2 separate regions of the Homo sapiens genome follow, and region 2 is linked to region 1. A link is an interaction called in ENCODE POLR2A ChIA-PET data of the cell type or tissue named here. Cell type or tissue: Panc1. All regions are shown on one strand. Links, peaks and the distances in the headings refer to the core of each region. The heading gives the core; the rest is flanking DNA.

Region 1 (8,266 bases), core at 2,172-7,171:
GCCTTTCTATGGCTGTTGACTTTGAACAAGTTAAAGATCTAAGTGTGAGCTTAATTGTTTTCTCCAGCTTCACAAAAAGATAAGACTCTAAGTGCTAGGCTTCGAGTGAATCTGTAGTGTGCACATTTCTACAACCTCAGTGTGGCTCCAGTGGGAATTGAGCCGAATCTAAGCACTAAATAACCCTAATGATACCAAGTAGGAGCTCATCAGGGAGCTGTTGAAGAGTTTGTCAGAGCTTATTAAAATACAATACATTCACATAATCAAAAAAGGTACATCAGTCCATCTGTCTATACATTCCTTTCTGATATTAAATTTGTCCAGGGACTTTTCAAAATTACATCACCTATCCCTACCCCTTTCTTTGTGAATAAAAATGTGGCAAGAATGGAGAGCAAATCAGAATAATGCACGTTGGTGAAAGTCCTATAATTGAAATCATTATTGCTTAAGACACCATTGCTTTAATCAGCCCTATCATAAATCAATGCTTTTCACAAGTGAAGGTTTAAAATAAAATGCTGTTAAACAAATTGGGCCTCTTAAAAGGCATGATGCAATTGGGAAGCTACGGAAAATGGATAAAAAAGCGCTTTCTGAATGGATTCACTGGTTCCAGCATTTTGTCTTCCACTTAATTTAAAAAAATATATTACCTGGTCCTTTCTTAGAAATTACATATTGGAGGTCTATAATGGCCAAGCCTTTAACCCATTAAAAAAATTTTCTCCCAGGGAACAGTTAATATTTGACGTTTAATTGCTTTTTCTTGTTGGAGAGGAAAATGGTTTTTTTCTTCTTTTCTTGATTGACTTTTCAAAAATCACCTTGTGAGCTATAAAAATGGAGATGATTTTCAAAAACTGCGGTACACATCTGTGTGTATGCAAGCATATATGTGTTCATGTATAAATAAAATCTCCCATGTACCAGAAGCTGGTGCTTCCCTCACAATAACTCTGCAAGGCAGGTGTGACTATCTCCACGTACTGAATTAGGTGGCAGAGGTCTAGAGAGGTGAAATGATTGCCTGGTGTCACTCAGGTAGTAAGTGGAGCAGGGGGTGGCTTGACCACAGAGCCAAGGAAAAAGGTCATGCCAGTGGTCCCCATCTTGGAGTGCAAATCCTCTCAACCTCTTTAGCAAGCGCCAGATTCAGGAATATAGCAGGTAATCCACACCACCAGCAAAAGTCAAAAGAGCCCAACTCTCATCTTTTCTAAGCATTTTAATGTGAGTCCTTCATGGTAATTAAGGTAGGAGAAGCCGTTGAATCAGCCCTATAAATCATGTCCACCTGGAAGAGAGTTCTTATTCAGGGATTTGTGTGAATAAGCAGGGAGGCTTTGGGAGGCTGAGGCGGGTGGATCACGAGGTCAAGAGATCGAGACCATCCTGGCCAACATGGTGAAACCCCATCTCTACTAAAAATACAAAAAATTAGCCGGGCGTGGTGGTGGTGCGCGCCTGTAGTCCCAGCTACTCGGGAGGCTCAGGCAGAATTGCCTGCACCCAAGACGCGGAGGTTGCAGTGAGCTGAGATCATGCCACTGAACTCCAGCTTGGGCAACAGAGGGAAACTCCATCTCAAAAAAACAAAAAACAAAAACCAGAAAATAAAAAAGTAAAAAAAAACAAAAAACAGGGAGGTCACTGTTTTCTTATTAGAACAGTGCTCATACAGACATCAGATGAATTTTGGGGCCTCCCCAGGAACTGTTTTAAAAGAAAGAGGGGGCCAGCCAGACATTGGTGTGGAGAAGGTGAGGAAAAGCCTCCATTTGGTTGCCTAGAATTAGAATATTTCCAAGTCAACACTGTCAATCTCCCCACTCTGACATGCAGTAAATCCAGTACCCACAACTAAAGTGTTTTCTTGCTTTCTTTTTCTTTTCTTCTTCTTCTTCTTTTTTTTTTTTTTTTTTTTTTAGACAGAGGGAGTCTTGCTCTGTCATCCAGGCTGGAGCGCAGTGGTGCAATCTCGGCTCATTGCAACCTTCCGCCTCCCCAGTTAAAGCAATTCTCCTGCCTCATCCTCCCAAGTAGCTGGGGTTACAGGCACCCGACACCACGCCTGGCTAATGTTTTGTTTTTTTAGTAGGGACGGGGTTTCACCATGTTGGCTGGGCTGATCTTGAACTCCTGACCTCGTGATCTGCCTGCCCTGGCCTCCCAAAGTGCTGGGATTCCAGGTGTGAGCCATCGTGCCCAGGGTTTTGCTTTCTTTTCTTTTGTTCCTTCTCTTCCCACAAAACCAGGTATTATTTAAGTCTCTTGAAAAGCTGCACAAACCAACTGTTCCTCCCAGATTATCCCTTTCAGAGCTCAGGTGATAAGCCACCTTGGGTTACACCTCCCATGACTTGTGGTCAGATGCGGGCTGTGTCACTCTGCCTTATCCTACCTTACAAGAAAATATCTGTGTGTTGGCCTCACCAGGTCCCAGTTCCTCTGGGAATCGTCCTGTATGCAACATCTTCACAAGAGTGGCAGGCAGTTGAATCTCTGGCCTTCGTGGGACCACTGGACATCTGGCAGAGAACCAGGAAACCACGGTTCCCTTCTGTGAGTCCCTCAGCCGGAAAACTACAAGGTGTGTGACTGTAGGATGAGGCTTTTTGAAAGATGAAGTACGACACTTTGAGAAAGTGTTTGGAAAGAAACTGGCTGATGTCGAATGGAAATCTGAACATTCACAGATTTCTTTTCCTAGATATAGAAACGCAAAAGCTTACATGTACACATTTAAAAAAAATTAAATTATCTTTTCTTTCTTGCCTTCCTTTTTTTCCCCGCTTTTTTTGTTTTTTTTGGTCTTTTTCTTTTATTCCTGGTTAATAGTAATTCCCATTTTTAACCAAGGAGTGGTAAAACTGACACTGTCATATTGCTGATAGGATATATTAGCAAAATCCTTTTGGAAATTCATTTGCAGTGTGCATCAAGGGCCCATAAAAATGTATGAGAACTATGTGATAATAAGGAAACAGGATATGCACTCTTAATGCTTATAAATACATAGGCAAAATATACGTAGTCATACTAATAGGTAATATTTATTGTCTACTTAATATATGACAAGCACAATGCCACATGTTTTACAGGCATTGTCTCATTTATTTTGTACACAGACTTTGTGTGGTGGATATTATTATATCTCCATTTTATAGATTAAAAAAGAGAGGCCTGGGGAGACTAATTGGTTTATTTGGAGTCTAGTGTGAGATTTCAACCCATCCTAATTGATTACAGAGCTTACACTATTAATTTATAATACCTTATCATTCCTCATAATATGTGGTTATAAGTAAAAAACAAACATTAACAACCAAAAAAAAAAAAAAAAACCCACACCAGCAAACAAAAATCAGAGAAGCTCTTCTCTTATAATAACCACATGAGAAAATAGGAAAGCTTAGACTGAGAAAACGGCCAAACCTAAAAAAGCGTATTTGCAACCAGTTAATAAAATGACAGGTAGCCTTCAACACTTAAATGTTTTAAGGTTTTTTTTTCTCTGGATGGGGATTAGACCCTATATGAATGATTTTTGACCAAAAGAATCTAATTGATATTATTCTGCTAATTTAAGGAGTTCAAGGGAACAAGTCTTACATGTAGTTGCAAAGGACTTTGAAAGGACTTTGTCCAGACTTAGGTGAGAATTTTCTTTTGGACTGGGTCCTAGGTTAGTGTTCCTTAACTTTCTTAACTTATATTGTGTGAGAACATAGCTGAAGATATTAATGGAATCTATGGTTTCTCTTTCTCTCTCTCTCCAGAAAAACACATATATTAACATTATTCAACATTTTGCTGTATATATTTTAATTTTATCTTTTTTTCAGGAAACTTTGAAAATTTTAGGTTTATTGCTGGTTTAAGATTTAAACTAAAATTTCCCTTTCTGTTTTGGCTTCCAGAATGTTCTTTATACCTCAGAGAGAGGACTTTCCTTTTTCTAATAATTTTTTTTTTTTTTTTTTGAGACAGAGTCTCGCTCTGTCACCCAGGCTGGAGTGTAGTGGCACGATCTTGGCTTACTGCAACCTCTGCCTCCCAGGATCAAGCCATTCTCCTTCCTCAGCCTCCAGAGTATCTGGGACTACAGGCACACGCCATCATGCCCAGCTAATTTTTGTATTTTTAGTAGAGATGGAGATTTCACTATGCTGGCTAGGCTGGTCATCTTGAATTCCTGACCTCAAGTGGTCCACCTGCCTGGGCCTCCCAAAGTGCTAGGATTCCCAGCATGAGCCACCGCACCTGGCCTGTATCTCTAATAATTTAAATACTGATGCAGTTTCTTCAGAGTGTTGTCTACACCTGGAAAACTGAGGTCGGTAAAGTAAGCAAGTATAATGCATAATTTAGTTTCAATGTTTTCATTAATATGATACCATACCATTGTGAACACTTGTATTTGGTTGCATGGCTAACAACTACCTTTTGGATTTTTCATGTTAGAATGAAAAAAATGCATGGCATACATCACCAAGAATCAAAGGTTGTGCCTGGCAGTGTAATTGACTATGTAATAAAGAGAGAAGCTTTGCTAGGTGAGTGGACAGCATAATGAGAGGCTTTGTTCACATCTGCAGAAATGCATTTTCGTTAAACACCTGTGTTAAGCACAAGCACATAAGGCACAGTGATAGATGGATGTAAAACATGGGTAGATGATGTCCTTGTATGAGATTCTACAAAGACTCCGATGTGTTGAGGTTTGGAAGCATTCAGGCAGCCTCCTGGCACTATTGGCTATGCTGCTAATGAGATTACAGGCAGGGCATGATTTCATTCCATGTAATATTTTTGTCATTAGGAAGAGGCAAGTTATTTTTACCTGTCAATTTCTGTTTTTTGAAATTGAAAAATTCTCAGGTACGAATCCCAAAAGACTTTACATGCAACCTCCATGTCCTATTCAGGACTGTTCAAGGAGAAGACAGAAACACCATGTTTAGAGGTCATTGGTCCATCTACTCTAGAAACTTCCCCTTGGCAGTGGTCCCTGCCTATGTTACAGAAGACGGCAAAAATACGAGCCATCGTGCATCTGGCCAGTTCTGCAATGCTCTATCCCAGGGGGAAATTCCTTCCTCACTCCAGCTGGTGAACAGCTATGCCCTGGAGCCCAGGACGGACATGCCTTGTAACTTTTTAACTTAGTTAGTGTAACTACCAATATTATTCCTATTCATATAAATGTCTAATCCTTTCTTGAATCTTGCTAGACTATTTGCCTCAATAATATCCTGCGGCACTGAATTCCACAGGTAGATTATACGCTGCTTTAAAAAGTATTTCCTTTTCTTGGTTTTAAATTTGTTGCTTTTTAATGTCACAAAATAGCCCTTGTTCTTGCATTAAGTGGCACAGGATAGAAGCATTACAAATGGACCCTTATTTCTTCCAAGCAGTTTCTTCACTAATATTAAAACCCTATTTTCTTCATATATTTTCTATTTTGGCATATATAATCTTGATTTAATGAAATGATTTATGTAATTAGTCTCACACTATTTTATGAACATAGTAGGCACTGGTAAAAAGCTTTCCTTGGCATTCAGTGTCATTTATTGGACAAATATTTATTGAGCATCTATTATGTGCAAGAACTGTTCTAATTTTGGAGAGTCAGCTTCACATAAGACTGGGTCATTTTTCTGAAGGACTTACTTTTCTAGAGAAGGAGATAAGCAGTAATATAGTGAATAAATCTATGAACCTCATGGTTTCAGATGGTATTAAGTATTACGGGAAGATTGAAAGGTGGCTGGAGCCGATTTGCATTGCACAGTCAGGGAGTGGCTCTCTGAAAAGAGGACAGTTGCCATCAGCTGTCAAGGAGCCCCTTATGTGAAATCTCCATGAAGGTGAACTCCAGCTCCGAAACAATGCCCAGTAGTTGTTGAGGCTCAATCATTATTTGTTGAGTGCATAAATGAATTAAGGTTGAGAAGGAAAGCCTTAGTTACTAAAATCACCAGGAATTTACTCAGTGGATTCAGGGGGATCATTTCTTGAATCCCCGTGTTCTGTAACTCCCAACACTGTGGGAATAAACAAAGCAGGGGCTGTAGTTAGTTAGACTGGGTTTCAAGACCTGACCATGGTCCCCAGCTTACCAGCTGTGTGTCCTTGGGCAAGTTACCTAATTGCTCTCATCCACAGAACCCTCCTTTATAAAAATGAGAGTAAACTTTCTTCCTTCATGGGAGTTGGAGGTTTGAAGGCAAAGTTAACGTGGAAGTTCTTTTTAAACTGCCAAATGGTGTAGAGGTGTGGTTATTCTTGAGGGAACCAGCTGTTCCCAGTGTCAGGCTCTGCTCTTTCATTTTTCCCTCGTTCCCTTCCTCATGTTCTGCTTCCTTCCATTCCCTAGTTTATCCCTGCCCCTGCCTAAAGCCCACCAGGGCATCCATGGGACTTAGCTTTCTGTCCCGGAGGTGGCTCAAGCAGGGTGGACATACCTTTCTGAAATTCTTATCTATGTCTTAGGAACTTTTACAGTGGAGCTGTTGTGTATTGATGCAGCGGACTGGATGTGGCTTTCGAATAGTGATTGTCTGCTTTTATTTTGTTTACTGCTTAATCTGCTGGGGTCAAGTTACCGAAACTTCTACGTATAAAGACAGTCCTTGCCTGAATTTCCGAGGGAATCTTGCCCCAGAAATCAAGCCTTTGGTTGCAACGGGCTGCCTGGCTGCCTTCGGCTTCCCTCTGTGTTCCAGCCTGACTGGCATATGCATACACTGTTTCCTCATGTTGCCTCTTGTTATTCTTTTTAATTGTCCCTTAATGTACGTTTTTTTTTTCGTTTAGGCAATTTGAAATAGAGCATGTGCAGCTCTGCATAATAATATATGATAGGAAACATTTCAAGGAATAAATTATTAGAATTGTTTACATGCATGGTTCAAATTTACTGGCAAATTGCTTAGGCCTCAGTTTTATGATGTAGCTGCCAGCTAGGCTCCTTCAGGGTGAAACTCTGAAATAGGAGAAGCTGCCCAGCGCTGTCCCTTCCCAGCACTTCCTCTCCTTGTTCCTGCCCTTTCAACACCTCCCTCCTTTCCCGCCCCCAAATAACTCTGTGGAGCTGCCAGGCCTTTTGCACCTTAATGTGAAGACATTTCGTGGGTCCTCCCCGGACCCGCCCCCAGCAAAGGTGAGGTGCGCAAAGGAATAAATCTCCAATGGTGTAATTTTAGACACTGTGGCAACTGGGCAGCGCGGCTATTTTTGGCCATGGGGCTTTCTCCTTGACCTGAGATGATATTGCCTGGCTGCTGCCAGTGCACCCGGCCAACCCTGCACGCGGTCCTTTTCGCAACGTGTTTGCCATTCCTGGGGGCTGGCTTCTTCCTCTTTCTGTCAAGCAGCTCTGTGCTCATGCACGATGCTGTGTGTTTGAGCAAGGGTGTGAAGCGGTCGACGCGTGCCCACCTAGGCTTGCCCCAGGGTGACACTCTCAGGCAGTGGTCAGGCCACCTCTGAGGGGCAACGCAGATGGAACAGACGTCCTTTCACATTGGGGGTGGGGGAAGATTTCCGGTCCAGTTTCTGGGTCTCCCTCAGCCTCCATACTTGATCAGCTGCTCAGCGACCATTCTATGAGTCACTCCTTCTCTGGGTAAGGCGAGCCAGGCAGCCTCCAGGCCACAGGGTTCATGCATTCCCGCCCACACTGCTTCATTTGAAGCCGCATCCTCACAGAGATTCTTCTGACCACCCGGCTTGCTGTCTTCCCACTCAAGCTCCTCATGCAGCTGCTGTCTACAGACCCCCTGGACTGCCTGGGGAAGTGAGTCGGAGCTCCTGCAGCAGAGGGGTGGAACAGCTACACGAAGATCCGAAGGTGGCCAAAAATAACAGCGCTTTCCAGATGAGGGTAATGTTATAGCCAAGATCATCGCTGGGGTAGGGTGTCTTGTTCTTTGTTTTACAACCTAAAAAGTACACAGAAGACTCAAAGATCATTCAGGAAGGAGGAATCAAGTCAGTACAGAACAGAGAAATGGGAGCAGTTAAAAACAAAGGAATTGAGTTTCTTTATGCCAAAAGAGAGAAAACAGAGGCCTTTTATAGATAGAGAGAGAGCCCTGGCTATCTGGATGGAAGATCTGTTTTCTCCAGCTTCCATGGCCGCAAAAGAAGGGGAGAATTCTGAATTTGCAGAGAGAGAGAGAGAGAAAAAGTGAGAGAGAGAGAGAGAGAGAGAGAGAAAGGATATAAGGAGAGACTGACCAAGGAACAA
Region 2 (8,266 bases), core at 1,488-6,487, 1.0 Mb after region 1:
TTTTATCCAAACTAGTCTGACTCAGGCAGTGGGACATCTCCCTCTTCCCTTGAGGTGCTATTTCCCAGATCAAATATTTTTCTAATATACAATCTAAATTATTGTCTCATGAATTCATCCTAAAATCATGAGATCTAAAATGCCTTAAGCAATATTCATTTTTTAAAACGGGAAAATCGTAAGCCTAGGTTTTCAAAGAGCAAAAATGCCACCTTCAAGCATAACAGTTAACTAAGAAGTAAAATCAAGACATATTTCCCTCTTCTGAAGTCCACCCATAAGAAGCAATGGAGATCCTACTTAGATTGTGTTATAGTGATAAAAATTCCACATACGAAAGGGGGTTAGGTAAACTTCTAATGGGCACTAAAACCCCCAAAGGAGACCCACTCTTTAAACTTCCATGATTGGACCATCTGGTGCTCTCAAGAGCATCTTAGTTTTGTTAAGCACCAACAGCTGCAAATGAAGTACAACCAGATCTATTTACACAGGATCCATACAGTAAAACCCTGCAGACAGACGTGATGCCCTTCCTCAGCGGTCCATAAGAAATCTTGTCACATACAAATTCACTTTCTTTGGTATTCCCTGCCCATTTCGGATATGATTCTATAACCACATTATGATTTTTGATAATTAAAATAGTAATGCTTCACCAAAAGAATAAAAAGTAAAACCAATTGGAAAAGTTTCAAACAGGGAACAAACAAGGACTGTTGCTTCAGATAGCTCGATCATGGCAATTTAAAAAGTGGCATCTCACAGCCAGGCGCAGTGGCTCATGCCTGTAATCCCAGCACTTTGGAAGGCAGGAGGATTGCTTGAGGCAATTGCAGAGACTGCAGAGACCAGACTGGGTGACACAGTGAGACAGAAAGATTTTAAAAATTAGCCAGATGTGGTGGCATGCACCTGTAGTCCCAGCTACGTGGGAGGCTCAGGCGAGAGATTCACTTGAGCCTGGGAGGTGGAAGGCTGCAGTGAGCTGAGATCACACCACTGCACTCCAGCCTGGGCAACAGAGTGAGACTCTGAAAACAACAAACAAACAAAAAAAAAAAAAACAAACAAAAAAAACCCTCCAGAGTATTGATATAAAATTGTGGTCTGCCAAGAAGTCCACAAAAGGGCTGCTATAGAATTAACAAGGAGAGATAGAAGGAGGTCAATGCTTCAGACAGAGAAGTAAAAAAAAAAAAATTCTCTGGGGAAGTGATTTATACACTGAGATCCCGTGGCTGAGGAGGATCTAGCTAAGGGAGGCATGGAGGAAGAACATAGTGGCCACCATGTGCATACGAGGTCATGAGGTGGGAAGTGCGTGCAGAGACTTCTTGAGTAATTGCCAGAAGTTCTTGTGGCCATAGCCCAGGAAGAGAGGACCCAAGACTGGGGAATGATGGAGTGGCACATACATGTTGGGCTGGGCCTGGAGGACCGATGAGCTAGGGCCTGGCCATGGAGGGGAAAACACAGGACCTAAGGTAGATCTGCAGCTATATGGCTTCAACAGAGTGGTGTGTAAAATGCAGAAGCCAGGAAGACGTGGGGGTGGGGCCAGGTATGGTGTGTAGGGCATGGGGATGAGAAGAGTCAAGATGCCCTGTGTGGATCTGTTAATTCCAAATAGAAGTTGTGAGACCTCCAGGGCTCTCCACTTCCTCTCTCTGTCCTCCTTCCTCCCACATTTATTGAGCAATAGGGGATGGGAGACAAAAACTAACAGGATTCTGGTTAGGAAGATCACAGCCTCCTGGAGGTGGATGTGGAAACACAGAGGAGTAAATCAATAACCACAGCGTGGTGAAAGCTACGTAAAGGGACCCAGGGAGCAATGAGAGGACAGCTCCTCTCTCTGTCGCATAGACTGAAAGGGCTTATTGCAGTGAAAAGCTAGTTATAGAACTAAGTTAGTGATAGAAACTAAAGCTAGTTATAGAAACTAAGGGATATGGATCCTGTATCAGGTTGAGAAAAGGGGAAGGGAATTTAAAGCAGCTGGAAGTGTAACAGTGGAAAGACTTACAGTTGTGAGAGGAGAAAATCGACACAAGGCAAGTTAGGTAGCTCTGAGTGGCCAAGACACAGAGTGCCTTCAAGGAAGGGGTAGAGTAGTCAGGAGCCTTGAGGTCTATGCTTAGGCACTTGGTCTTAATCCTGCAACCCAAGGGTTACCACAAGGTGTGCATGAAGACAAACATCAGGCAGCAGGCAAGAGGAAGATATGGGGTGGTGAGAGGCAGGAGGCAACATCCATGAACCAGAGTCCAAACTCAAGATGCTAATCCCTGAGCTGTAAAGATGATTCCAGAATCTGTGATGTGAACTCCCAGGGATGGTGGGCTGTGGCCCATAGTAGCTCATTCTCACTAGAGGCCAATGATGGTTGGGACATACTGTCAGATCTTATAGCTATTTAAGGATGAGGGAGAAAATAACGAGGATGGTTGTTTTATTAGTCAACGCTAAGTCTTGGATTAAAACATACTTCGGACTCCTATTTTTACCGACTATGTTGCACACCCTGTTTTGGCACTTTGTGCTTTTTAAGATCCAAGATAAATAGACAAAACTCTCTTCAAACCTTTATCCCCAGATGAGACCTGCTAACAGAGTCCTAGATGGTAGAGGATGATAAATTTGCATTTTTCTAGTAGTCATGTTAACATTCTTCAAATATAAATATCACCACTTTTATAAGCTAAAATAAGCATTTATAGTTTCCTGAAGATTTTTGAATGTGCATCAGCAATTACATTTGAATTATAAAGTCAGCTGAGATGTGAGGCCAGACTGAATTCCAGAGCAGATCCAAGACAGCACATTCGAGTCAAGAGGCTGCAGCTGGCCAAGCCAGGAAGGAAAGGTTCTTTAAAAGGACAAATTGAGCAAGCTGTTGACAACGACCTTACGATTCAGTATTGTTCTGAGATTAGTTTAAAGAGAAAAAGAAAAGATTCCTCAAACCCCAAATCATTTATTAGTTTAGGATACGACTGATCCAGTTCCCAGCCCAGAAACAGAAGTTCAAATTCTGACGCCCTGGGACGTCTGCATGCAAGCAGAATTCAGTTCCAAGACCAGTGGATCCAAGGAAGGAGCGAGATGGATTCCATTTTTACTACAAATTTCAAGGGGGATTACTTCAAAAAGGAAAGAAAAAACATGCTGAGGCAAGAAAACTGAAATCAATACACCCAGGGTGACGGATTCAATTGAAATAAGAAGAAAGTTTATTGGTGTATCAACAACAAATTCCCTTGCTTTAAGATGATATTTTGAGGGAACATAAATCTTATGGACTACTGACGTATCCATAGAGCTACACTTGGGTTGCTTTATCCGGGAGAAATGATAGATTTGTCTCACCATGAGTGCTCACCTGGCTCCTCAAATGCCAATCACAGGCAAGACAGAGGCCAAGGAGAGCTTGTTAGTTTCTTAAACCTGTTCAGTTTCTACACAAGGGAAGAAAATAAAATAGTTGTGATGGAGATATATTTGGGGTTTTGTCATTATTATATAAACGAACTAAAAGTCTTCATGTTAATTTTTATTAATTCCCAAATCAACAGCAGAATATTTGGTATTTTGTTTTTAAACTTTGATTTGGAATTCTAAGCAACTGTAACAGTGACTCATCAATAAAAGCAAATATTGATTTGATCAACAAATGTTCTCAACTCTCCACTCAAAAACGATGTTAGTTTGTTTTAATAGGTAAAAACTATTTGCTTTTATGAAGAAATTACAGGTAGTAGATGACCTCACCTTTCAGCCACCCCACAGAAACAGCACATATGGGCCACAAAGTGATTTCAGTTCTTGTGACAGGAAGTCAGAGCTGACGTTAATGCATTTTTGTGCTGTGCCTTCACTAAGTTCCAAGCTAGTGGTCCTACCTTGTAGAGGCTGTCAAGCTCTGTTCAGAAATCAAGGCTTGCCTGTTACAGCAGTTTTATTTTATTTTTACAGCCTTTATTTTCAATGAAAGAGTTTTTTAAAGCACAGGATTAATTTAGAGGACGTGAAAACAGACATAGCTACCAGTCTTTCGTAAGCAGGCATACCCCTGCACAAGGCTTCCTGATAAGTACTTTGATTCCCACAAGATGGCCTTGCTCTTGTTAGAATTAAATTTGGAGGTAACTGGGGCAACATTTGGTGAAAGTCCTGTAAAATAGGTCACCTACCACACAGTGAAAGAGGAGAAGTGACTCAAAGGGTAGCTGGGAGCAAAGGCGTATCACCATTCCGAGAGAATAGGATTTAGTGATTGTTACACAAGGAAACTGTGTCCAAAGACCCTTTCAAAGGGCTTAAGAAAGAAGTCTTTGTTGGTGGGAGTGATTGAATCTACCTCTGCTACCTTCTTTTACACATCACAGTATCCCATGACACACCAAGCACACCGTTTAGGGAGGTGAACGTCATGCGATACAGCTTAATAAACACAAAGACGTAAGGTTGGTGTTCTGTTCCCAACTTCTGCCCTACTTGCTGTACCACACATTAAACATCGGAGCACTCTGTTCTGGGCTGGGCTTGGGCCCAGGCACACTTGAATGAATTAGGTACAGTATTAGGACCAGCTTCGAATCAGCTTCTGTTATTTTTGTTAAGCCAACCTCTGTGTTACCCCGTCCTTACTTTTATTACCTGATTTTACTGTTTCTCACAACACATCTGACCTCTGCAAAATGGATCCTTCCACATGCGCTTTAATCCTGTGTTCTGTCTTTTCATGAAATGTCATTTTGAAAATCTCCTTCACATTAGATTGCATACATATCTGTTTATCTGGGGTTATTTTGAAGAGTGTAATTTTTTTGAAACCGAATTTAGAAATATGTACACATTGAATAATAGATATTTCTTCAGATGAATATTATGTAGTTATGTTCCCATTTTCCAAGTTTCTTCTTGGTATTAAGGGCATACTTTAACCCTTTTAGGAGAGAAGTACAATTGTACATTATTCCAGTAATGCTTAATATTTAATATTTATGTAACCTCCTATGCTTTTTAAGTTGCTATTTTGTACAGTTTTGCTTCTTGTAGTCCCTTCACATAGATGCAACATGTAGCCTATTGTTTGGATTAGTTGTTCTTACTTGTCAGAATTATGAGTAGTATAATTGTTTTACTGATGAGACAACTCTGTAATAGAGAGGTGAATAACTTGTCCAAAATTAGGTGGCAAATTGGCTCATAACCAATTGAGATACGTTTAGAAGCTGACTGACTCCAATAAATACTAAAGCATTTGCTATTATGGATAGATCTCAAACTTAGTTCCAACAATACCGATAATAATAAATAATTATAATTATAATTGTTATTATTATATTAAAACCAAAGAGTTGTTATACAAATTTTCACAGAATGACCCTTGGTCACAGAATGTTTCAGCATGGACTAAGCTAAAAAGCAGTGAAGTGGTTCTCAACTAAGGGTGATTTTGCCCTCAGGGACATTTGGCACTGTCTGCAAATAGTTGCAATTTTCATAAATGGGGAAGGAGAAAGTTAGTACTGGCATCTGGTGGGTAGAGGTCAGGGATGCTGATAAACATCTTATCATGCACAGGACAGTCTCCCACAACAAGGGCTTATCTGGCCCTAAATATCAAGAGTGCTGAGGTTGACAGACCCTGCTGTGGTCTATATTTCAAAGGCATGTTTGTACACACAAAAAATAAAATAATAAAATAAAATATCAAAAATTGAAAAGTGAGATAGTCAGAAGAGTAAAGCATTGGTTGTTCTTTTGAAGTATTTTTCAAAAATTTGATAGCTACCTAACTGAAATCCAGGATGCCTCAGTTTAAGATGATTTAAAAGCAATTAACTCTTTACCATAGCTTGACAAGGGACACTTCCTGTGGGTCTATTATTAAGTGAAGATTCCAGAGCAAGGCTGACATAGGAAATACGTACCCAGTATCAGAAAATTCTGCTCTGATGATAAACTTCCTAAGAATGCAAGCTTTGTTTCTTCCTGATAATCTTTCATTTTTCTAAACTCTTTCTCTTGCCTTATACTGCAGATATGAATAAGCCTGGATAAGATTCAACAGAATTGAGCCACAGAAAACCACTTTTTAACCTCGAGGTTCATCATGAGAATCATTTCTAGGATTCATCCCTTTCCTTTGCAGATTGGAAATGCTTATAAGGATAAAAGATTAAAAGATAAGGGAAGGGCTTCATCCCCAAACCCTTTAAATGTTAGGATTCTCTCTCTCTGTCTCTCGTTTTACAGGGATACCAATGAAAGGCACTTATGGGCGACATTCAGACTTTTTATATTTTTACCACATTCCAGTAAAAGTCCCTCTCCAAAGAAATTTGGCCCAAGATGGAATGAAAGAATGAAAGACATTTTATTTTTTCTCCTAGATGTTGGCAATACTCCACTCCTACATGTCTGAGGTTGTTTTCATCTTGCAAAGGACTTTGATATTTGTGAATGTGGCTACAACGCTTAAAAAAAGAGCAGTGATAATGTACACTAACTATTCAGCTTTTACATTAATGCTTAACAAGAAAAAACAATTTTATCGTCCTTGATTATGGCTATAAAAATTAAGAAACCCAGAAGGAACGGGAAGATCTGTGTCCTTAAAAGCAAGCAGCTCCCATTTCACTGAGTTGTTATATCTAATTTATCCAGTGCACCCTGAAAATGAGACCCTCACCTTCTCTAACTTCCAGTCTATGCAGAGCCAGCTCTGACCGGGGCTGGTATATTTGTCCTGAGGTTCTGAGCCAGTCCTGAGGTTCTCACCCTTTTTGGTGTTGGCAATGAGTCTGCATCAGGAGGAGACTTATCTCCCTTTCTCTGCCTATTCTTTCCATCTCTATTCAAGATGAAATTTTAATAAATCAGATACATTCATATTAATTCAACATTCCTCTTGCTAGGTTTCTACAGAAGCTTATAATATTAATTGGGGTAGGGGCACATCATGCCGAATATTTGGAAGCTGAAACCGATAAAATGTGATGTTCTGGAATATAAACTGAATAGTAAGGAAATTATCTGGACTACTGAGTAAAACAATGAAGTTGGTTTAGGGGTGAGGAGTAAATAACGAAGTTGCTTATATTTTATTAAATCTGTATGTCCTTTGAAGTAGGTCTGGAATAACAAGTAAATACTTCTCTTTAGTTTAGTCGTTGGAATGTCGCTATTTCCTTTGAAAATTGAATGACAGACCCCAGAGAGGAAAACTGTCTGAGGAAGGCCATCTGGAAGGGCAGGAAAGAAGATCTTGGGAGAAGCTGTCAAAAACTCTCTGGATATTAGCTCCCTGTATGCAAGCCAATTTTCCCTCCCACGCTGTTCACATTGAGCTGCATGTTTACCCTCCCCTGCCCCATGCCCACCCCAGACCTTATAGAGGGGCCCGGAACCCAGGAGTCTCTTCGATGTGTGAAGAATTTAAATGTCTTGGTCAGGCCTGGGCAAAACCAGGACATCAGATTTGAGGATAGCCTTCCCTCTTGTCTGCCATGCTAAATCTCTACCCTGTCAGGAAATAAACCCAATATCATAATTCTATAACTGATTTTCCTCGGAAGGGATTACATCCAACTTGGTAACCAAGCAGTTGATACTCAGGATAGTTTTGCCTTCTAACGAATTTGTGCCAAAATTCAGAATATCACATTACAGCATTTGCAAAAGAATAGTGTAAAGGCCAGAGAAAAAATGAGCAATGCAGAATATTGCTCCTTAAGTCATCAAAGAAATACAGACAATGTGTCCTATTACGACACCTCAAATACCTGTCACTAACTCCATCCAGCTGTGAGTGTTCAGGAGACAATATTAACAGATGTGTGGTTGGAAATTAGCTGTTTGGGGGGTATTTTTAATGAGATAGTTCTTTATTATTTTTTCTAGAATAAATTCCCCTTCTTTAGTTAGCCTTGATAAAACAGTGTCCAAGGTAAGTCTTGGAATCTCATCAGAAATCTCAAATGATTATTTTAGCTCTTTCAACTTTCTCCTCTTCAAAGCCATTAAACAAAGCAACTAATGAGTAAATATATAGGATGGCTTAAGATTTATTTCTTTCTCCACGGTTTATTCAGAAGTAATAAAATATTAGCAAAGGTAGCCAAGGCGGCTCATGCCAGTAATCCCAGTACTTTGGGAGTCTGAAGTTAGAAGATCACTTGAGGCCAGCAGTTCAAGACCAGCCTGGGTAACATAATGAGACCCCCATCTCTACAAAAATAAAATAAAGTAAATT

What was found. ChIA-PET counts read pairs that join two places held together with the same protein. Peaks named below come from ENCODE experiments on the same cell type or tissue, not always from the same donor. Only the 100,000 strongest peaks of a DNase experiment are listed, where the experiment ranks them.
Region 2: POLR2A ChIA-PET joins it to region 1 with 6 read pairs; 2 of 35 experiments call an interaction of 5 or more read pairs at or near these places.

Annotation. Positions count from the first base shown.
Region 1 is chr15:96,284,960-96,293,225 of GRCh38, reverse strand. NR2F2-AS1 (NR2F2 antisense RNA 1) reads left to right here. Exons shown (of 5, transcript NR_125738.1): 2 at 2,443-2,596. Among named protein-coding and RNA genes, the nearest start is that of NR2F2-AS1, 38 kb to the left of the region's middle. In Panc1, for the core only: no CTCF peak of the experiment used is centred there; no DNase peak of the experiment used is centred there.
Region 2 is chr15:95,261,171-95,269,436 of GRCh38, reverse strand. No RefSeq gene overlaps it. Among named protein-coding and RNA genes, the nearest start is that of LETR1, 62 kb to the left of the region's middle. In Panc1, for the core only: no CTCF peak of the experiment used is centred there; no DNase peak of the experiment used is centred there; H3K27ac peaks cover 1,102 bases.